Regions from separate parts of the Homo sapiens genome. Here region 1 is linked to region 2. A link is an interaction called in ENCODE POLR2A ChIA-PET data of the cell type or tissue named here. Cell type or tissue: OCI-LY7. All regions are shown on one strand. Each heading gives the region's core, and the rest is flanking DNA. Links, peaks and the distances in the headings are about the cores only.

What was found. Peaks named below come from ENCODE experiments on the same cell type or tissue, not always from the same donor. Only the 100,000 strongest peaks of a DNase experiment are listed, where the experiment ranks them.
Region 1: POLR2A ChIA-PET joins it to region 2 with 5 read pairs; 2 of 35 experiments call an interaction of 5 or more read pairs at or near these places.

The regions. Positions count from the first base shown.
Region 1 is chr10:88,400,961-88,409,060 of GRCh38, forward strand. All of the region lies in intron 4 of RNLS (renalase, FAD dependent amine oxidase), which reads right to left. Among named protein-coding and RNA genes, the nearest start is that of RNLS, 180 kb to the right of the region's middle. In OCI-LY7, for the core only: no CTCF peak of the experiment used is centred there; no DNase peak of the experiment used is centred there.
Region 2 is chr10:88,118,175-88,126,274 of GRCh38, forward strand. LOC105378416 (a long non-coding RNA gene) reads left to right here and starts at 2,139. Exons shown (of 3, transcript XR_946178.3): 1 at 2,139-2,256; 2 at 2,810-2,887; 3 at 3,786-7,470. In OCI-LY7, for the core only: no CTCF peak of the experiment used is centred there; DNase peaks (open chromatin) are centred at 2,627 and 4,607; H3K4me3 peaks cover 939 bases; H3K27ac peaks cover 1,912 bases.

The DNA.
Region 1 (8,100 bases), core at 1,534-6,533, 280 kb after region 2:
ATAATTTTTAAATAATATTCAGTTCTTCTGTCCTTTAATGAACATTTTAATTTTCCTTCAGAAAACAATAATTCAAATTGTATTGGATGTTGAATTCCAGGAGTTCTCCCAATTTCCCCCCTACTCACCCCTTTTACCATAACCTTATGGTTGCCATTGATTTGTAAGGTAAATTTCACCTTTAGGAAAGACACACTTCAGAGAAATGCACTTCTGATTATTCTGAGAAAAATCAATTGAAAAATCAATGTGACAAAAAAGAAAAATCAACATGCTTTCCATAAACCAGAAGTTATAAATTCTTTCTAAATACAGTAAACATATTCTTAGTAAATTAACCATAATAAATATTGAGACAGGTCTTTATAACATATATGTTGAAATTCGGTCCTAGAAAACATTGGACTAGTTGAACAGAACTCAGTTACTCTTAGCATTCACAGCCTCAGAATGTCAAAATACTAAACACCAGAATAGAGTGTTCTAATTATTTATTGAAAATGAGTTTTTTAGTAAATTAAAAGTTAGTCAGAGACTTTCTTTTTCTGATGGTTCAAGATTTTGCATTGCCCAAGTGTTAGAATTATCATGAGCAATTCTCTTGCAGTTCTACTGTAGGTTAAAAGTTTTATGGCTAAGGACTTGGAAATACCACACAAAATGATGTCTTATATCATCTTTTTGTTGTTGATTTGCTTATTTTTAAAAGATAATGTGGGGCAAAATTCTGGGCAGATACAGTATAGATGTACTTACATTCTACAAAAATAGAACAACTAAGATAGCAAAATCAAAGGCCCGCAGACAACATCTAAAGCAAAATGAGGTGACAGAATGTATGTGCATAAATCATACATGGCTGCTGAATTGGGAGGGTGTTTTGCCTAATCCAACTATGGGTAGTGCACAGTGTCTGTGACTCATTAAGGTCTTATGGTGCTAGATCAATCTGGGCCAGACAAATTCTTAAAAGCATTTAACCAAAGCCCCCTAACAAGACAGGATCCTATTCCACACTATGGAGAAACTCCTGGGAAGAGAATCCAAATTGAATAGGACTGGAGCAATAAGATACAGAAAAGAGAGGGTCTAGTTAAAAATGGGGTAGGAGCAGGGAAAGCACATTTCAAAGAATGAGGATTTTTTTATCATGCCTTTCAAAAGAGGGAGCTCTAGAGTTCTGAATCAAAAAAATTTATTCTTGCCCGCACCTCCCTTCTCACAGTACAGAAACACTTACTCACTGAAACCAACTGAGCAGCAGAATAAAACTGTCCATACAAAGGCATTATAAGACAAAATAGAAAGGGCAGAATAACTTCTCTACAGATGATGAAAGTATGCCAGAGAGACACATATGGGAGTTCCAGAAGAAGAAAATCAGAGCAATGAAACAGAACAAATACTAAACTTGTTTTTTAAAAGAAATATGATCGATATTACACATTGAAAGAGTGTATCATGTCTCTGGAAAAAAAAACCAATAACAGCCATTGCTGAGACATACTCTAACAAAACTAGGAGACTTTAATAGTTTTACAGCTAAAAGTTTCTTTTTTATAATACTAATAAATCGTTGGGGTTTCCAGGCAAAAAGACCAAGTCATTTATAATGAAAAGAAACTCAGATTATTATCAAACTTTTTGACAGCAACATTTTATGCAGAAGACAATGTAGTGTAAGCCAGAGACTTTATATCTAGCCCAAATGATATTTAAGTAAAAAGATGACATTCTATTTTATAGAATGTTCTAGAAAATTCTATCTTATAGAATGTTCCTGAGTTCCTGCACCGTTACTGAGTAATCTCTAAAAGTACAAGCTATAGACAAGCAGTTACGAATGAGATATTGACAAAAGTACTGACAAGTGGGCAATTAGTTAACAAGTGGAATGTTCTTTAGAAACATTCTAGCGAATAAAGTAAAATATATTTTTTGCAATTCCTAATGAATTAACAGACCTCAGCAATAGTTAATAACAGCTTATCTCCTGATAGAATAATACAATACTATAAAGTAGTCTCTCACGGCCCCCAGTGAATCTGATCAAGCCTCTGGACATAACCATCAATTTATAGGAAATACAAGACTCAGATGAATGTTAAGTGACATCATGGGGACGTTTTCAGCCAAATGCAGACCACAGAAACCATACAGGGCAAAAATAATCCCTGGTTTCTTCAACAAAAGATTACAAGGGGAAAAATGAGAAAAAAAACCTGTAGAATAAAAGAGATTTAAGAGACATATCAGTTAATTACTTATATTGCAATTGCATTTCTATTACAAAACCTTATTTTGATCTTGATCAAACATACAAACTTATATATACATGTGCACATATGAAGATCAAAGAAATATGAACATTGGCTGGCTATTTGATGATATTAATTTTGTGATGGTGTACATGGTAAATAGAAATTATTGTTAATATTTGTGCCTGTGATAACTTTTGTTATGGTTTAAAACAAGTACCTTTATCTTGGAGAAATATACACTGAAATATTTACAGATGAAATAATATGATGCCTGAAATTTCCATCAAATAATTTTGGGTCACATTGGGATTATAGATAAAACAAGGTTGACTATATGTTGACAATTGCTGAATCTAGATTCAATATTCTGTAATTTCTATATTTGCACACACTTGAAGATTTATATAATAAGCTTTAAAATAAAAGACAATTTAGTGGGAAGGACCCATTTTAATTAATTAAAGGATTCTTGTAGCTTTTTTTTTTCCTGGCTAACTAAAATACATAAATTTGTCTAGTTTAATACAGGATGGGCTGTGCCTGGGGGCTTCACCTGTAATCCAGGTGCTTTGCAAGGCCGATGCAGGAGGATCACTTGAGCTCAGGAGTTTGAGACCATCCTGGGCAATATAGGGAGACCCTGTCTCTACAAAATAAAACATAAAAAAAAAATTAGTTGTGTGTGGTGGTGCATGGCTATAAGACCCAGTTATTTGGAAGGCTGAGGCAGTAAAATCACTTACGCCAAGGAGTTCAAGGTTACAGTGAGCTATGATCACACCAATGAACTCCAGCCTCGGCAACAGAGCAAGGCCTTGCCTACAGAAAACAAAAAAGGACAAAAAAAATGGAAGTCTAGTTCTATAATCCATACTATTTACTGATAAGATTGTGGAATTTACAACAAAAGCAGTTTTCTGTTAAATTCCTTTAAACTTCTAATTTTCATATCATTCTCATCGGCAATCCTAGCTTGTTAACTTTGTTATTATACATGAGGTATGGTTGAAAGGCTTCAGTGTATTGTAGAAAGTGCATGCAACTGAGAATCAATTGATCTTGGTTTCAATCCTGCCTCTGTTCCCAAGAATCTTTGTGACCTGGGACAAATTGTTTAATCATTCTAAGCCTGTTTCATCATCTGGATAATGAAAGAGTTCTGTAAACTTCTCTACAATTCAGATATTACCACCTCTAAGGTGTTTTTCTTTCCCCCAGACATTTTATTCTGCTGAAAAAGTACTATGGGATTTTCCTAACGTCAAATAGGTAGAAGTTTAAAATGAGGTCTAAACCCCTAAGTCATAGGCCAAGTGACAATAGAATAGTAATGTATCCAGGAGACATAATTTTAAGTTAGAAGATGAGGAAAACATGGCTTAAGTTTGACGGGAAAGCTCTAAATATAAGAATGGATCCTAAACTTATGAGGAAGTAGCAAAATAATGCTACTGTGGAAAAATGAAGCTTGGTAACACAAGATGAATAAAGAACTGCAGCAAAGAGAAACCAGGAGGTTACCCAGACACTTGACTCAGCACTTCCCAAATTCTACCTCGTTTATTCTTAGGTATTAAGTGAAATACAGTGTACTTGGGAATGGCAGGCATGAACCTGTCAAAAAGGTCACAAAATAGGCAAAGCTAAGGCAACTAAGATCACTTGGCCCAGGGAATGCTGAAGTGGAGGGAAACTACAAAAACAATTCTTCAAATTGGCAAATAAATATTCTCCAGATGAAGATAAGCAGCTGTTTTAGTCAGCTGGGTAGTATCTGGGCTTATATTACAGAAGAGAGAATTATAGTTAGGCTTAGGAAAAACTTCCTGGTACCTGGCAGTTGGAAATGTTCCTTCTCTGGGGATCTTTAAGCACAGGGCCGAATACTGCCTTGAGATGATTTTAGTGTAGCCTTCTTGAAGTTGTGAGGATAACCAAATGTTGCATATCTAGTGATTTACATTCAAATCTCATAGATGTGGGTAAAACTAATTGGTTTGGTGCAGATACAATTCTGGCAGATACAATTCGGGCAGATGTAGATCAGACCTCATTTCCTTCTCTGATTATTTCAATTTCCTACTCCCCTGAACTATCATAATTATCAACATCGTTTCTTAGGTCTATCAGCAATTGTTTTATAAATTTGGGAGCTCCAGTGTTAGGTGCATATATGTTTAGGACTGTGATATTTTCCTGTTGGACAAGGCCTTTTACCATTATATAATGTCCATCTTTGTCTCTTTTAACTGCTGTTGCTTTAAAGTTTATTTTGTCTGATATAAGAATAGCTACCCCTGCTTGCTTTTGGTGTCCTTTCGCATGAAATGTCTTTTTCCAACCCTTTACTTAAATTTTTTTGAGTCCTTATGTGTTAGGTGAGTCTCCTGAAGGGTGCAGATGGTTGTTTGGTGAGTTCTTATCCATTCTGCAGTTCTGTATCTTTTAAGTGGAGCATTTAGGCCATTTACATTCAATGTTAGTATTGAAATGTGAGGTACCATTGCATTCATCATGCTCTTTATTGGCTGTGTGCTTTGGGTTTATTTTTATTTTTTGTTCTTGCTTTTTAACTTGTATTTTTGATTTATAGGTCCTGAGTGATTTATACTTTAAAGAGGTTCTGTTTTGATGTATTTCCAGGATTTGTTTTAAGATTTAGAGCTCCTTTTAGCAGTTCTTGTAGTGGTGGCTTGTTAATGGCAAATTATCTCAGCATTTGCTTGTCTGAAAAATACCTCATCTTTCCTTCATATATGATGCTTAGTTTCGCTGGATACAAAATTCTTGGCTGATAATTGTTTTGTTTGAGGAGGCTGAAGATAGGGCCCCAATCCCTTCTAGCTTGTAGGGTTTTTGCTGAGAAATCTGCTGTTAATCTGATAGGTTTTCCTGTAAAGGTTACTTGGTGCTTCTGTCTCATAGCTCTTAAAATTCTTTCCTTTGTCTTAACTTTGGATAACCTAATGACAATGTGCCTAGGCAAAGATATTTTTGCGATTAATTTCCTGGATGTTCTTTGTGCTTCTTGTATTTGGATGTCTAGGTGTCTAGCAAGGCTGGGGAAGTTTTCCTCGATTACCCCCCAAATATGTTTTCTAAGCTTTTAGAATTCTCTTCTTCCTCAGGAACATTGATTATTCTTAGATTTGGTTGTTTAACATAAACCCAGACTTCTCAGAGGCTTTGTTCATATTTTCTTATTCTTTTTTCTTTGTCTTTCTTGGATTGGGATAATTCGAAGACCTTGTCTTTGAGTTCTGAATTTCTTTCTTCTACTTGTTCAATGCTATTGCTGAGACTTTCCAGAGCATTTCACATTTCCAAAAATGTGACCAAAGTTTCCTGATGTGGTGATCAGGGAACACTTCTACACTGCTGGAGGGAATGTAAACTAGTACAGCTGCTATGGAAAACAGTGTGGAGACTCCTTAAAGAACTAAAAGTAGAACTATCATTTGATCCAGCAATCCCACTACTGGGTATCTACCCAGAGGAAAAGAAGTCATTATTCAAAGAAGACACTTGCACACGCATGTTTATAGCAGCACAATTCACAATTGCAAAATCATGAAACCAACCCAAATCCCCATCAATCAACAAGTGGATAAAGAAACTGTGGTATATGATGAAATACTACACAGCCATAAAAAGGAATGAATTAACAGCATCTGCAGTGACCTGGATGAGATTGGAGACTATTATTCTAAGTGAAGTAACTCAGGAATGTAAAACCAAACATCGCGTGTTCTCACTGATATGTGGGAGCTAAGCTATAAGGACGCAAAGGCATAAGAATGATACAATGGACTTTGGGGACTTGGGGGGAAGAATGGGAGGAGGGTGAGGGATAAAAGACTACAAATATGGTGCAGTGTACACTGCTCAGATGATAGGTGCATCAAAATCTCACAAATCACCACTAAAGAACTTACTCATGTAACCAAATACCTCCTGAATCCCAATAACTTATGGAAAAAAATAGTCAACATCAAAAACTTCTCAAACTCCGTGTGCATGTGGAATACGCCAGCCCACTACCAATGAAAAGAACATAATATCTATCCTTTTGAGTATCTAGTCCCTATCCTCATGAAAAAAATGCAACATTTATTGTTTTTGTTGCTAGTTTGGTTAGGTTTGTGATTCATTTTTCTATGGCTATGCTCTCTTAGATTCCTTTATGATGAGAGGGTGAGAAAAAGGTGGTTATATATGGATTGATGTGAGAGGAGAAATTTAATAAATTAAATTAATAAAAAAATTAACAATAGTACAAAGAAAGAGAAGGGAGTGAGAATTAAGGTAACTAATTATCATGAGAAAAAAAGGCAGAGAAAATAGCAGAAATGAAGAAAGGACAACTCTAACTCCTTCGGTAGGTCAAGAAATACTTACTAGTACCAGAAGTAAAAGGGTAAATAAAACAGTCACAGTTCTACCCCTTGTGGTACCTACTGCTGCCCTACTACAGTTGCTGGCCTAACCTAGGGAATCACAATTGTCAGAGCTAAAAACAATAGCTGGTCCCTGCTTTGAAAGTTATTATTAGGGCACTCTGATTTCATTATTAGTATTTGCTCTGTAGCACATGGAAATCTCTTTGTGTGCAAAACATAAATGACACAGGTGACCTGACTTGCAAATTGGGTTAATATATAGCATAAAATGCTTCCATCTAAGGAAATAATTATGAATATAAACTTTGACTCTGCTGTCCTCTCTACTTTTGTGCTGGATTTTTAATGTACTTGTCTTTACCCCCACCTCCCACCCTCATTCCCAGTAGTGTGCTGATGAAAGATGAAAGAAAAAGCAAGTTCTTAAAGAGATAGGGCACATATTATATACATGCAATTATTAAATGTGTTTAAACTGCATATAGTTCTGCACCTCAACTAAGGATGTCTGGAAATTGTCCAAAATATAGTTTAAAAACATAATCATGGCGGCTTTATGTAGAGAAGAATTGTTCAATTGAATGTGAAAGCTTTTATTTCTCCATTTCCTTTTTATTTTCTTCCTTTTTTTGTTTCCTCTATAAGCATTATGCAATGAGATGAAACTTCTCCCTTTCCACATTTTAGACACTGAATAATACTGTTGCTATGGTCTGAATGTTGGTGTTCCTCCAAAATTCATATGTTAGAACCTAATACCAAATATGATAGTAGTAAGAGGTGATGCGTTTTGAGAAGAGCCCTAATGAATAAGTTTAGTGCCCTAATGAAAAGAAGTCAAAAGGAGCTGCCTTGCCCTCACTGCCACATGAGGACACCCCAAGAGAGAACCATCCTGCCTCAGCCTCCTGAAGTACTGAGGTTACAGGTGTAAGCCACTGCACCCGGCCAATAAATTTTTTTTCATAAACTACTCAGTCTAAGGTATCTTGTTACAGAAACCCAAATGAACTATTATCAATTTGGTGTTTTATATAATGCAATTTATTTATTTGGAATTTTTTTTGGCATACTATTTTTTTATAAACTTCTTTGTTTCAAGCATAATTTTTAGTAAATTATATTTCTCTATGAAAAGTTTGATTTGTTTTCATTGGGATTATGTTTTCTTAAATAATATGTTGAGAACAAAATCTTAGTGGAGACCTATTTCTGAAAATGCAATTTAAATAAATGGTAAAATACGATTATTAGCAAATTATATTTCTCTATGAAAAGTTAGATTTGTTTTAATTAGGAAAATGTTTTTAAAAATGATGTGTTGAGAACAAAACCTTAGTGGAGACCCATTTCTGAAAATGTAATTTAAATAACTAGCAAAGTATGATTCACTTTACAAAAAATGTTACTTTATACCAAATTATGTTAAGGAAATTATT
Region 2 (8,100 bases), core at 1,905-6,904:
GAGGTGGTCCAGAGGTTTGCAGCTGCAAAGGCCAGACAAACTTAGCAGAGCAGAGAGGGTACTTGGTAGAATTGTAGGTAGGACCAGGAGGCTGAAATGTTTTCAGATGCAGAATTTGGACTTGCTCTGTGGCCAAAGGGAAACACAGGAGAGGCAAGGGTAGGTGCTTTGGAAAGTACACGGGCCTGTGGGTGAGGATGATGTGGGTGCTATACTGGGCTCTGCCCTGATGCAGCTTTGGAGGCGCTATTGAATTCTCTTTGCCTTAGCTTTTTAACATGTCAGATACAAGGCTGGACTGTGAATTCTCTTTCATGTCTACCCTCTTAAGGAATAAATCTGAGGATGATGTGCAGGGTGGACACTTGGAGGCAGAGAAACAATTTGGTTGTGGGAATTCAGGCGCTGAAGACCTGGACCAGGGTGCTAGTAAAGGGAAAAGCAAAGGAGGGAAGGATTTGAGAAATTTGGAAGTGATTATAAGGATACCTTTAGATGTTACTTAACAGAGTAGCACAGTTTGCTTAAAGGGAAGAGAGATGTTTTAGAGGGTGGTATTTGGGGTGTGAGGTAACTGTGGGATGTCTCTGAAGCAGCTAGAAATGTAGGACTAGTGGTCGGCTGGGCAGGGCAGGCTATTTAAAAGTAGATCCTTGAAATCAGATGACATAGTTTTGAATCCTGACTCTAATGGCCCTGGGCACATGACTAGAGTAGGGTGAGCAACTCTTCCAGTGTGCATTAGGGCATTCCCAGCTTTAGCACTGAAAGTCCCATGTCTTGGGAAATTCCCCGGTCCCAGTCAAACTGGGACAGCTTGCCTGGGACCGTCCTCGTTTGAAAACCACAAGGCCTGCATGCCAGGAACTACTTTTGTGGTAGGCAAACTGGGAAAACTGGTGAAGATACTTGATCAATTTTAGCTTCAGGCTCCTCATCTGAAAAGTAAGGATAATAATATGCCTTCCTCAGAGGTTGTATGAATTAAATGAGATGATATATGTGAAGTACTCAGCATAAAGATTAGCACAAAGAAGCATAAGAGAAACATTTGTGAAAGGATGAGTTAGATGAATCCTGCAGATGAACCAGTTAGGTGCAGAGGAGATGGGTAAAGTAATCCAGTGTCAACACGGGACACCAGCAGAGTCAGCGGCTTTGTGTACAGAACTTGTAGCTGGGATTGACCTGTATTTGTGAAAGAAGGCTTGCCAAGAAAATTAGTAATGTAAACAAGGAAAATGTTAGCCCATTGAAGAGGGCAACATTTTAATAATACTTATGCTAATTATAAGTGAATAGGTACATTCCATCAAGGATTTCCAAGATTCTTTAAAGACATACATCCCTGCTTTCTGGCTCAATTGACACTGTGGCTATATGTGCTTAAATGAAATAAACCACATTTTGTTTCCATATTCATACATTCATTGGTTGAGGCACTCATTCAACAAATACTTATTGAGCATTTTTTATGTGTTAGGCACAATGCTAGGCTCTATGGAAACCACAAGAAATATAAAAAGTAGTCTGCAATCTTAGAAAATTTACTATAAAGTGGTTTTATTATACTTATTTTACTTATTTAAACATGAATCACCATTTCCCCTGCCTAATTCTTTCCCCACCAATATTGGGGACTTTTGACAGATACATATACGAATATGATTTTAATTACCTTCAAAGTTCTAGAAGCCAGAAACAGAGAAATCAGAAAGTCCCCACCAGGGCATCTTGAAGCGGTAGGACAAGAACAGGAAAGGTAGACTAGGACAGCAAAAGGACAGAGGAGGAGGGGAACTGAGAGAGAAGGGGACAGGAGCGAGGAAGGAGGGGGAAGCAGGAAGGAGGGGGGAAGCGGGAAGGAGGGGGGAAGCGGGAAGGAGGGGGAAGCAGGAAGGATGGGGGAAGCAGGAAGGAGGGGGGAAGCAGGAACGAGGGGGAAGCAGGAACGAGGGGGGAAGCAGGAGCGAGGAGGGAAGCAGGAACGAGGGGGAAGCAGGAACGAGGGGGAGCAGAAGGAGGGGGAACAAGAAGGAAAGGGAAGCAGGAAGGCGGGGGAGCAGGAAGGAGGGGAAAACAGGAAGGAGGGGGAACAAGAAGGAGAGGGGAACAGGAAGGAGGGGGAGCAGGAAGGAGGGTGAACAGGAAAGAAGGGTTTGAATGAAAGAGTCTGAGGCAGGAGAAAGTGGAGACAGCAGCAAGAGGACTGAGGAAAGAAAGGAGAAAGGAAGGAACCTGTGCATCGCGAGGCAGGTGGGGAGGGAAAGAGAACTTGAGGAGAGACAGCAATTGAGGCTGGAAGAGGCTCAGGGCTGCTGAGCCTTAGTCACCACCCAATGAATAGAAATGTTCAAATTACACACGAGGGTTGTTTTTTTTTTTCCCACAGCTAAGAGGAAACTGAGGTAAAGACCAGAGCAGAGGAGGTCTGTAATCCCACTTCAGCTCTGCCTCTCTCTCCATTTTGCCTGAGGTTAATCTGCTCCAGGCATGTGTCTGTCACCTCTTTCTGATACCACAGGAGCCAAAGATCCTGCCCTTTCTGTGTCCAGCTAAGGCTGGGTCTGCGTTGGCAGGGGCCACCTCCTCCAGGAGTCAGCAGCTCCCCTGAGCTGTGCAGGCTGCTACTTCCCCAAAGTGCTTCCCTCTCAGAACTGGCTCTGGTGCAACTTTGACAGCACCCTTCCTCCTCCTTCACCTGAAGAGGTGAAGCAGAGTCAGGGAGAACATTTGTTTTCTCCTCCTTTCTTTCATTTTTCTTCAACACTCATTCTCCCTTTCCATTTTCCTGTTTTATATATCCTAGAGGATTTCATAAAGTAAGAGATTCAAGATAAAATGCTCAACACCCTCCAAGCCTCAGAGTCCAAGAGAGGAGTTGTATGTAAGTAATCAGCTCACTTACCCTTGGAGAAGGACCAGGCTGGAAGGGCCTTCCGAGGGCATAATAGTTAGCCAAGAGCTGGGACCAGAAGGTTGAAAAATTCCATGATCCGAGCCAAGTGGTCAGATCCTCCATCAGCAAAACTCGAACGCATCTGGCTAGCCAAGCATGGCTGCCATTGTGCATCTCAGAGGCCCAGACTGGTTTATCTCTTGAGCTATGATTTCAAGGGACAAAACTATTATAGACTCTAGGCCTGAAAGGAAGCTGTGCTGCTGAATATCAATTTCTGGGCTTTAAATATATATATATAACCTATTTGAAGGATGCTAAGCTATTAAGTGCAATCAGCGAGGCAGCTCCTTTGTGAACACGCCTCTGCTGTACATCTCAGACCCTTTTGAGTCGGGGCTTCTACATTTCTGACTTGTTTTGATGCTTTGTATCATTAGACTCTTAGGATGCTTTTAGTTATTACTCGACTGCCTGGACAGTCCATATTTGGAAGAAAGTCATATAAATGGCAACTGTCCAGCATTTTCAGAGGCTCGGGGATAGCTTGGAGATGATTACATTAAATTATGCTTGCGTATCACATTATAGTTTGCAAGCACTTTCCCCATTCAGTAGCTCCCTGAATCTTGAAACAACTCTGCCAGATGGGTAGGATTATCCCCAATTTGTTGATGAGGAAATGAAGGTCTAGAGAGGTGAACCGACTAGCCAAAGTCTTACAGCCAGTGGTAGATACAGATTTCCTAACTTAAATTGTATGTTTTTCCACCAAAGCTATTGTCTGTAAATGACATACAAATGAAGACAATTATAAATATGGATTGAACTTTTACTCTTTGCCAGGCATCATGCTAAGTGCTTTAACACGCATTTTCTCATTTAGTTTTCCCAGCGGGCACCTGAAGAAATGGATATTATTATCCCCATACTACAGATGAGAAAAGTGAGACTTACTGAGATGAAGCAGCCTGCACACTGTCACATGAAGGAGTTGTAGAGACCTGTATTAGTCCATTTTCATACTGCTATAATGAACTGCCTGAGATGGGGGTAATTTATAAAGGAAAGAGGTTTAATTGACTCACAGTTCAGCATGGCTGGGGAGGCCTCAGGAAACTTACAATCATAGTGGAAGGTGAAGGAGAAGCAAGGCACCTTCTGGCAGGAAGGAAATGTGCCGAGTGAAGGGGGAAAGAGCTCCTTGTAAGGCCATCAGATCTCGTGAGAACTCTATCACGAGAACAGCATGGGGGAAACCGCCCCGATGATTCAATTACCTCCACCTGGCCTCTTCTTTGACACGTGGGGATTATGGGGATTATGAAGATTACAATTCAAGGTGAGATTTGATTTATCAAGACCTAAACCTAGCTAGTCTGATACCAGAACTGGTGTTCTTAACCCCTGATACCAAGCAGGAGAGAGAGAGAGAGCATTCAATCTGACTTGGGGCCCTGCGTTTAATTGTCTATCCATTTTCTTTGTCTCCTGTTTGAAAGTTTCCATTCCCTGGGATATCAGAAGTCCTGTTATCCAAGTCCTCTGCAGACAAAAATTAAATTGGTTGTCAGGTTTCCGGGGTTGGGGCACCAGCAGAACACAGGTTTTGGGGGAGAGAGGACAGCATAAGGCAGGGATGGAGATGGAGGAGGGGTTTCCCATTCAAGTATGGCCACAGTGACAGGGGCTGAAGGGCGTGACGGTGTCATGCACGTGCAGGGGACACAGTGCCATCCCTTCTTCCTAGCCATATGTGCTGCTCTGTCTTTTTTATAGTGCCACATATGGCACTTCCTTAATGAAATTTCTTATAATAATTTATCTGACCTGTATCATTCTGTTAGCTTTAACAAAAGAAATTCTGACAGGTTTTGATATTAAATCTAAAAATATGTTTTCAACTCACTGAGGAGCCATAAAGCAGGCTGAAATCATACTAATGATAATGGACAATCTGCTTTCTACCATCAAGTTCTGATTATTTACATGTAGCAAACCATCCAGAGATAATGTGAGCCTTGAGTCTCCTTTCAATTTTTACTAATCTTCCCGAATTTACCAAATGGGGGTAGTGGAGGCCTGAAAGAAGGCTCCCCAGGTCACCTTGGCATGCCCTTCTTGATGCCTCAGTGTGTCACATGAAGCCATCCCAGTGCAGCTGCTCATGAATCTCTGGGCTGACCCTCCTGCAGTGGGGCTGCAGGGCTGTTTCAGTTAAAAAGCTCATGGTTCAGGAAAGGGATTTGCAATCTGATTTTCACAGATGTTTCTTTTCAGGCATCTTCCCTGAAACAATCCTTGTGGCGTTCAGATGGGCAGAGTGAACAGCACTGCCCTTGAACATGGGCAGCTCCGGTAGAGCTGTGCTCTGGCCCCCTTCGTGCTATACCTCTTCCTGCAGGGCATTCAGTCTGCAGGACTGAGGGACAACATCCACTCAGAGCCCATGCCCCTCTAGACTTCAGGTGCCTGGGACCCCATATTCCTGCCCAAACAGCCCTGAACCCAACTTCACTCCCAGGTCTCTTCCTGGGTCTGACTTCCTGAGAGTCCATCCTGCTGACAGCCTGCACACTCCCTAGTTCTGAAGGGGTTTGGGAGGTTGCTGTCACAACAGCCTGTGGATGAAGTTTGGACATGTGGCCAGAGGGGTCTATCTGCATGTTAACAAGGTGCTTGCAGTGTGGGACAGAGCCAGGGGTGGCGGGAAGTGGGATGCAGCCTCAGGCTCCAGGATCCCCTCTCTCATGGGTCACGCTCACTGAGGAACTCTGAGGGGTTCTGAATTTCAACTTGGCCTTTCAGGTCATTATGAAGGTTCACTTGCCAAGGCAGGAGGATGAAACATATATTCCTCAGCAGTTTGTCAACTTGACTTACATCTGTTACACATTTAGACGTATGTCACGTGGGCCTCCATTTGTACTCTTGCTCCAGCCCATGACAATATGAGGATGGGCCTGATAGGGTGGGGACCGAGCTTGTGGACCAAACAGATGGAGTATGGGGCAGGTGGACACAAGGCTTCTTCTTGTCCCACTCTCAAGGTGATGGGTTCATGCATTTCATTGAAGAATAGGGGAAGAGGAGAACTTGGGTTCTCTCCTTGGATTTGTTATCAAGTGACTAAATATCTTGGGTAGTTCTTTTCATGGTCTCAGTTTCCTGGTCGGTTAAAGAGAGAAGAGGTAGATTAGCATTTCCCAGGGCATGTTCCTAGACAACTTGCTCTGCCAGACGACCTATGAAACAAGGATTCCATGATCAATTAAATTTAGGAAACAAATTCTTTCTTCTTTGAGAATCATAATGCAAATTTGCATAATAAAGCCTCCCATAAGTCCTGTAGCTAAAAAAAATGATTAATTTTAATTACCATAGTTTCATACACCAAAGATTTATTGAGTTCTTACTGTTTGCTAGGGACTATGCTATGTGTTTTACATGTAAATTTTATTTAACTATCACACCAGACCTATCATATAGATATTGTTAGTATTCCATTTTACAGATGTTGAAACCAGGGCTTGGAGAAGCTAGGAAACTTGCCCAGAGTCAGGAATGAAGCTTGCTATCTCTTTTGTCCAGTATAGGTCATTAAGCCATCTTATTTGTACTTTTTACCTTTGGTGGTTATCACTACAAGCTCAGAATGATCTCCTATGTACATCCTATTTATTAGAAACTATTCCTCATTATAAACATTTTTCTAAACTGAAAAAAAGATTTTGAATAATATTAAATATACAAATGACCAAAAAGCATATAAAAATATTCAATGTCATTAGTCATCAGGGAAATGCAAACTAAAACCACAGTACCATTCCATACCCACTAGGATGGCTATAATCAAAGAGCCAGAAGGGTAAGCATTGGTGAGGATGTGGAGAAACTGGAGTCATACACTGAAGGTGGGAATGTGAAATGGTGCAGTCACTTTGGAAAACATCCTTGCAGTTCCTCAAAAAGTTAAACGGAGTTACTATATGAACCAGAAATTTCATCCTAGCTATATACACAAGAGAAATGAAAATACTGTGCCCATATAAAAACTTATATATGAATGTTTATAGCAGCATTATTCATAATAGTCCAAAGGTAAAAAAACCCAAATGTCCATCAACTGATGAATAGATAAAACAAAAGATGATATGTCCATACGATGGAATATTATTCAGCCATAAAAAGGAATGAAGTAGTGATACATGCTACAACATGGGTGAGCCTTGAAAATATTATGCTAAGTGGAGGAAGCCAGATACAAAAGAACATATATCAGATTATTCCATTTAAATGAAAGATCCAGAATAGGTAAATCAATAGAGGCTGAAGATTAGTGGTTGTTTAGGGCTGAGGAGGACGGGTAGATTGGGTGGGGAGTGATAGCTAATGAATGTGGCAGTAGGGGGACTCTTTTTGTGGTAATAAAACTGTTCTAAAATTGATTGGGGTGATGATTTTATTATTCTGTGAATATACTAAAAACCATTGTTTTTTACAATTTTAATGGGTGAACTGTATGGTATGTGAATTATATCTCAATAAAGCTACACCCTTACCTCCCAAAACTCTCCGCAATATTAAAAACTATTTGAAAATGAGGTCAGCTCAATTACCCCAATATTCACAGGTTCTTATGTTTTATCTTCTCTTCTTGTCTGCATTTGCCGCGTTGAACACAGGTCCGCATGCATTCAGCTATTCACTCAAAGTGGGAAGCAGAGAGGCTAGTAGCAATGATATTTGCTCATTGGTTCCTTCACTGATTCACTCACTGATCATTCTTTTATTTTTTCATCCATCCAATGCACATCTGTTGAGCCCCTCCATATGCCAGGCACTGTGCCAGGTTCTAGGACACAGCTGTGAGAAAGATAGACAAGATCTCAGATGAAAAGGAGCTCACAGTCCACTTGGGGCAACTGAAAAGTGCACAGTCAATTGCAATGCAGTGTGATAGTGCTGACATAGAAAGCCTTGCTGTGGGGAAGGTCACGGATGCCTTCTCAAAGAAGTGATGCCTCAGATGATCACTGAGGGTGACATGTTTAGGCAATTTCTAAGGTCTCTAAACACTCAGAGCCAGGGCAGTTAGGGAGTGGGGTGAGTTAAGGTTGGAGGGGTATGTAGAGACCAGACAAAGGTGGGCCTAATGGCCATATTAAGGAGATTGTGTGGTGAGCCATTGAAGGCTTTGA